Linked DNA regions of Homo sapiens: region 2 is linked to region 1. Evidence: read pairs that join two places in POLR2A ChIA-PET (ENCODE). Cell type or tissue: Panc1. All regions are shown on one strand. Each heading gives the region's core, and the rest is flanking DNA. Links, peaks and the distances in the headings are about the cores only. Region 1 has its middle 5.4 kb from the start of FJX1. Region 2 overlaps LDLRAD3 (low density lipoprotein receptor class A domain containing 3).

Region 1 (2,919 bases), core at 118-2,617:
AAAGTAAAATCTGTGACTTGGTACTGGAAAAATGCCAGTTCTACATCATTTTTCTGCATATGGTGTAAAATAACTGATAAAACCATAAAAGACACCATATGGCACAGATGAAAGAGAAAAAAAGGAGTTCTTTTTTGTTGTTGTTACTCAATGAACAATTAGTTCTCTGTTATTTAAAAAAAAAAAAAAAAACTAAGGTGCCATTAGGAGAAAAATTTCCAAAGTGTCAAGAAGACATATTCAAAATGGAAAGAAAGTTGGAAAGATAAATACAATAAGCATTCCTTTAGCTATATTTAGTGGTGTCCTGCAGAGAAAAAAAATTCTAGTTAGGCAGCATTAAGACATAGTTTATTAATGCAGTTTCCCCCACAGCAGGACACAGAAAGAGAAACTGGTAAAACAGTAACATTAAAAAATTATGATTCCTACATCTGATCTTTATGAATACATAGAAGAGAAACTGTCCTCTTGAGTCATCCTTGGGCCATATTGAGACAGAGATGCAAAAGATTATTATTATTATTTTTGCTTCAAAGCACTATCTGCTCATGCATGGTTTGAACAGACTGAAAGTCACCTCCCATATTTAGGGAATTTTTCAAGTATTTATAGAAAGACCCTATGTAAGATTTTGAGCAGTTCTCCCAATGACATTTTGAAATAAAGCACTACAGTCTTTTGTTTTTAAAGAATGTACAAAATTGAAGTCTGTTTGTATTGCCTTTGGGGAAATATTGTAGTAGGTAGTAATCTGGTTATAAATGGAATTTCCCTAGAATCTTAGAGCTGAAAGGGAGCTTATTGATGATCTAATCCAGTGTTTTGCATAGTGCAGCCTGTGCCCCACCGATGAGTTACAAAATCAATTTAGAGGGCCACAGTTAGCGTTAGGAAATAAAGGAGGAGAAGGAATAGAATAACATTGAATGAAAGAGAAAAAGTATGTTATACATACTGTTTTGTGAAATTTTTGTTTCAGTGGTATGTGTGTCTCTCTGTCTAACTGAGGTCACAATATAAAATATATGTGTCTTACTGTGAGTTCTGGTCCAAATATTAGAAATTATCAGCCTAATCAAATATCTTCCCATTGCAGGCAAGATAACTGAAGCCAGAGGGGGAAATGATTTTCTCAAATCAGACAGTGTATCAGAAGTAGCCCAGGTCTCCTGTCTCTCAGTATCCTTTCCATTAGACTCTAATGCCTAAAATATGCTTGAAGGCGGATGTCAACCCTTGTCCTTTGATTTCCGTACTGCCTTGGCAGCTGACATTCTATTCTCTTTTGGAGCATTTCCTATGCTCTGAATTCCCTTTTCTCCATCTCTAGCACTCCCACGGCCCTTCTACCACTTGGGATCAGCGATCTTGTGTGATGCGGGCTGGTGTGCGCAGGGGCAAAATATCAGCGCTTAGGCTTGCATGGTCCATGACTCACGGATAGCTCATGGTAGCTCAGAAGATTTGGAGTTCCACAGCTCACTGCTCCCTGGAGCTGATGGGCCACATGAGGAATAGAATTACAGCCTCCTTGTGAAAAAGAGGGAAGTACATATGACCACTCACTTAGAGGGCATGCTCAGAAACAAGACAGCTAGCTGACAGCTGTGGGCTCTGGGTAATTCCTGCCAGACTCAAGCACTCTAGCTGATTTTCCTGGGTCAAAACAGAAGCATGTAGATTCTGTTCTATAACTGCAGAGATAGAACAGGATTATGAAAGAGGATCATGTCTGGAACTTAAGGTGCCTCTGTTTTTGAGTTAGAGGAGAAATGTTCTACCTCACCAATAAACTCTTATATTGCATTTGCTGTGTGCCAGGCACTATTCTGACGATATTATAAATATTTACTCATTTAATCCACATAATCAACCTCAAGGTCTTAGAGGACTCTCCTAGCTGCAGTTGTAGGCAGAAGGTTGAGAAACATTGAGATGTGTTAAAATAATTTGTTTTTCTTTCTGATTCGAAGACAGGAGGGTGAGTACACTTAATAGAGTTTAGAACTATGTCACTGACAAAGCGAATTAATCAAAAGTCAAATCCAGGGAGAAAGGGCAACTGCCTACTGTCACTTGGCAGAAAGAATAGGGAAGAGGGTTGTCCTTGCAGATTCATCACTTCTTGAAGCTTTCCAGAAGTGGTGATGGATTTGCAATAAGCCATCTGCTTTTTTTTTTTTTTTTTAATTTAAGCCACCCTCATATATTTGTAGTATAGCTGCCTTGGTGCTGAAGTTTGCTTGGGTCCTGAAATCACCCACTCAAACCCATGTGGACCTGTGCCCTTGGCCTTATGAACCAGTGCCTTGCATAGCGCTAGAAGAGGGTCCTTAGTAAACAATTTATTGAACCAATTTACTATCACATGTTTAAAACTGACACTGACCTTGGAAACAGCCAGATTTGACTTTGATGATGGAAATTACTGAACGTAAGAAGGGCAAAAGTTGTTTTTTTTTTTGTTTTTTTTTTTTAAAGAGGAATAAGAAGTGAGGTTTTTTGTTTTTATTTTTGGAAGCACCTGTATGTGCTTGTATGCTTTATATGTTAACATTTAAATCCCACAATATTCTGATCAAATCTCCATTTCACAGATGAGGGAACTAAGTTAAATGACTTGCTGAAGGTAGGTAAGGAACAGAATTCAGAATATTGTCTGCCTGTAGAACCCATTACTCTTTGCAAATCATGCTGTGGTCTGAAAGTTTTTTTTTTTTGTTGTTGTTGTTGTTCATTTGAGAAATGATTTGTCCATAGCAGCATTCACTGACCATGGCGAAACTTTAATTGATCTTTCCATGCCACAGCCTACCTACTATCTATGAGGAACAGCAACAGTTAAAACCCATTCTGTAATTAAGTCTTGGTTCCATTAACAACTCCACCATGTAATTAAACTTATTTCTCGAACAA
Region 2 (2,919 bases), core at 223-2,722, 530 kb before region 1:
CGGTGCCTGCAATACGTCCCACAAAACAGCAAGCTGGAATTTTATCACGTTCACTTCACCAGGACGTTCATTCACCACACAGATTCAGGTTTATTCTTTGCATCTCAGGCAAGAACAGGGAAGGGAGATGCTTTTCTTTCTGTCAGACTGTGGCTTATCTGCCTCGCTCACAGCCAGTAAGGCCACGGATTTATAAATTTTCCTGCAACGGTCTTATCAACCACTAGCAATGTGCAGCAACGTGGGACTGAGTGTTTTCAAGGGGGTCCCAACAAAAGCCCTGCGGCTCTGTGTTGCTGATGAGTTGCCGGAGGACTCACTACTGGGCAGGGAACATAAGACTCAGGCTTGGGATGGAAGGAGAGGAAGGAACCGTCCTGGCCCTCCAGGGTAGGGGTGGTTATTCTGTGGGCAAAGGTCATAGGCCTTTGCCACCTTGATTCTTGTCCCCTGAGTTCTCCTTTTTTTTTGAGGGCCTCGCTCTGTTGCCAGGCTGGAGTGCAGTGGCATGATCTGGGCTTACTGCAGCCTCAACCTCCCAAGCTCAAGCAATCCTCCCACCTCAGCTTCCCATGTAGCTGGGACTACAGGAGCATGTCACCACATCTGGCTTTTTTTTTTTTTTTTTTTTTTTTAGTTTCTGTAAAGACGGTGTTTTACTATGTTGACCAGGCTGGTCTTGAACTCCTGGCCTCAAGTGATCCTTCTGCCTTGGCTTCCCCTGGGATTACAGCAGTGAGCCACCGCATCTGGCTCCTTTTTCTTTTTAGAGACAGGGTCTGACTCTGTTGCTCAGGCTGGAGTCCAGTGGCGTGCTCACGGCTCACCGCAGAATCAACCTCCCGAGCTCAGGTGATCCTCCCACCTCGGCTTCTCCAGTAGCTGGGACTACAGGCAAACACCACCATACCCAGCAAGTTTTTTAAAATTTTTATATAGATGGGGGTCTCACTATGTTGCCCAGGCTGGTCTCAAATTCCTGGGCTCAAGCGATGCTTCGGCCTTCGTGTCCTAAGTGCTGGGATTACAGCCATGAACGACCACACCCGGCCAAGTTCTTTTTCAATGGAATTGTCAACATGTATCACTGTCACTATCTCCTTATCTCACTGTTCTTCTTCTTCCTCATTTCTATTCAAATCTGAGTAACAGTTCAGCCCTTCCTTTAATTTCCACAATTTAAGAAAGCAGCCAACACGTACAAAATTACAATTAGAAAAACTGGTGTTCTCTTGCACAGTAGGGCAGCTATAGTTAATAATAATGTATTGTATATTTCAAAATAGCTAGACCTTTCTGAATGTAGTCACCAAAAGAAATGACACACATATAAGGTGATGGATGTGCCAATTACCCTGATTTGATCATTACACAACGTATACATGGATTACAACACATTGTACCCTGTAAATATGTACAATTATTACGTATCAATTAAAAAAAATAAAAGACAGTTGTAGTAAGAAGAGGCTATCATTTTAACAGCATTAATTCATTCATTTATTCATTCCACAAAGTCTTCAGTGAGCATCTGTCACACCACAGGCACTGCTCCAGCTGATGGGATATGATGATATACAGAACAGAAATTCCTGCCCTCACAGAATTTACATGGTAGTGGGCAGAGACAGAGAGTAGATATAATAAAAAGTTATAGGGTATATTGTTTGGGAGAAGATAATAAATGCTGTGGCAAAAAAAAAAAAAAAAAAGCCCAGAACATGGTAAGTGGAACGAAGAGGGAGCGGGGTTGGTGATGGGTTGCAATTTTAAACAGGGGGTGGGGATGGGGATGGGGTTCTCCTTGAGAGGGTGGCACCTGATAAAGAGCTGAAGGTGGACCCTTGGGTATATGGAAGACAGGTGTTCTAAGTGAACAGAACAGCAAGTGCAAAGATCCTGGGGTGAGAGAGTCTTTGGTGCATTTGAGGAAGAGCAAGGGGGCTTTTTCCTTAAAATTCAATGAAACTCAAAGGGAATTACCCCCGGACAGTGACGTGCCTGGAACTCTCACAGCTGAGGCAGCTCTCATAACTCATGTGCTGAGGCTATCTTCATAGACTATCCCACTGGAATGTTTTTTCAACATCAGGTCTCAACCAAATAGTATAATAAGTACAGAAACTAACATAGTGGGTCAGGGCCAGCATAAAACGAAAAGAAGGGAATAGAATGTATTAAAAAATACCTGCGTCAGTGTGCTGAATGTAGAATGACTTCCTATCTGTATATTTGTGATATAAAAGTAGTTCTTATTGTAGGTTGGGGTCCAAATTGCTTAACAGCTACTAACCAACAGGTTACCTTCTACTGAGTCCCCAACTTGCCTCCTTGTAGCAGTGCCTTCTGCTCCCAGAACCTGGAAGCATCTACCCGTGACAGATCTAGATTCCTTATAATCTAAGCTCAAAAAGAGGCTCAGAGAGAAAAAGATGTTTCCTCAACCACCAGACCTTGCCTGTCTCAGCAACAACTGAAATGGAGACACTCCGCTCCCTCCAAAAGACAGACACCCTGCTTCCCACCCAGGGGCTATATCTTCCTGTGATGGTCCCAATGGCTCCTACTCCACTAGAATTTTAAGACACTCAAAACAGAGACCCGCAAAATAGTAGGGGCTCCCTTCCCTTATCATGACCCCCAATCCACAGAGTGGAGTTTAACTCATGGGCAGTTTGCTGGAAAATAACTCCCTGGCCTAACCAATGTTCATCTGTTCTCTGGGCCAAGAACCCCATGGTTCATTTGGGACTTTAAAAACTGACTAAATAAAAAGAAATTTTAAAAATCAACAAAAGTGCAACAGAACCACTCACAAGCTGCAATGTGGGAAACTCTTCAATTAACTCCCTCTCAAGTTTTTCTCTTCTGACAAGACCAAGTTTGTCTGGCATCCCCCAGAGGTCTCCCTTTATCTGG

What was found. ChIA-PET counts read pairs that join two places held together with the same protein. Peaks named below come from ENCODE experiments on the same cell type or tissue, not always from the same donor. Only the 100,000 strongest peaks of a DNase experiment are listed, where the experiment ranks them.
Region 2: POLR2A ChIA-PET joins it to region 1 with 10 read pairs; 2 of 35 experiments call an interaction of 5 or more read pairs at or near these places.

What each region holds. Positions count from the first base shown.
Region 1 is chr11:35,622,416-35,625,334 of GRCh38, reverse strand. No RefSeq gene overlaps it. Among named protein-coding and RNA genes, the nearest start is that of FJX1, 5.4 kb to the right of the region's middle. In Panc1, for the core only: no CTCF peak of the experiment used is centred there; a DNase peak (open chromatin) is centred at 1,446; H3K4me3 peaks cover 317 bases; H3K27ac peaks cover 669 bases.
Region 2 is chr11:36,157,319-36,160,237 of GRCh38, reverse strand. The region is part of intron 4 of LDLRAD3 (low density lipoprotein receptor class A domain containing 3); the gene reads right to left. Among named protein-coding and RNA genes, the nearest start is that of COMMD9, 130 kb to the left of the region's middle. In Panc1, for the core only: no CTCF peak of the experiment used is centred there; no DNase peak of the experiment used is centred there.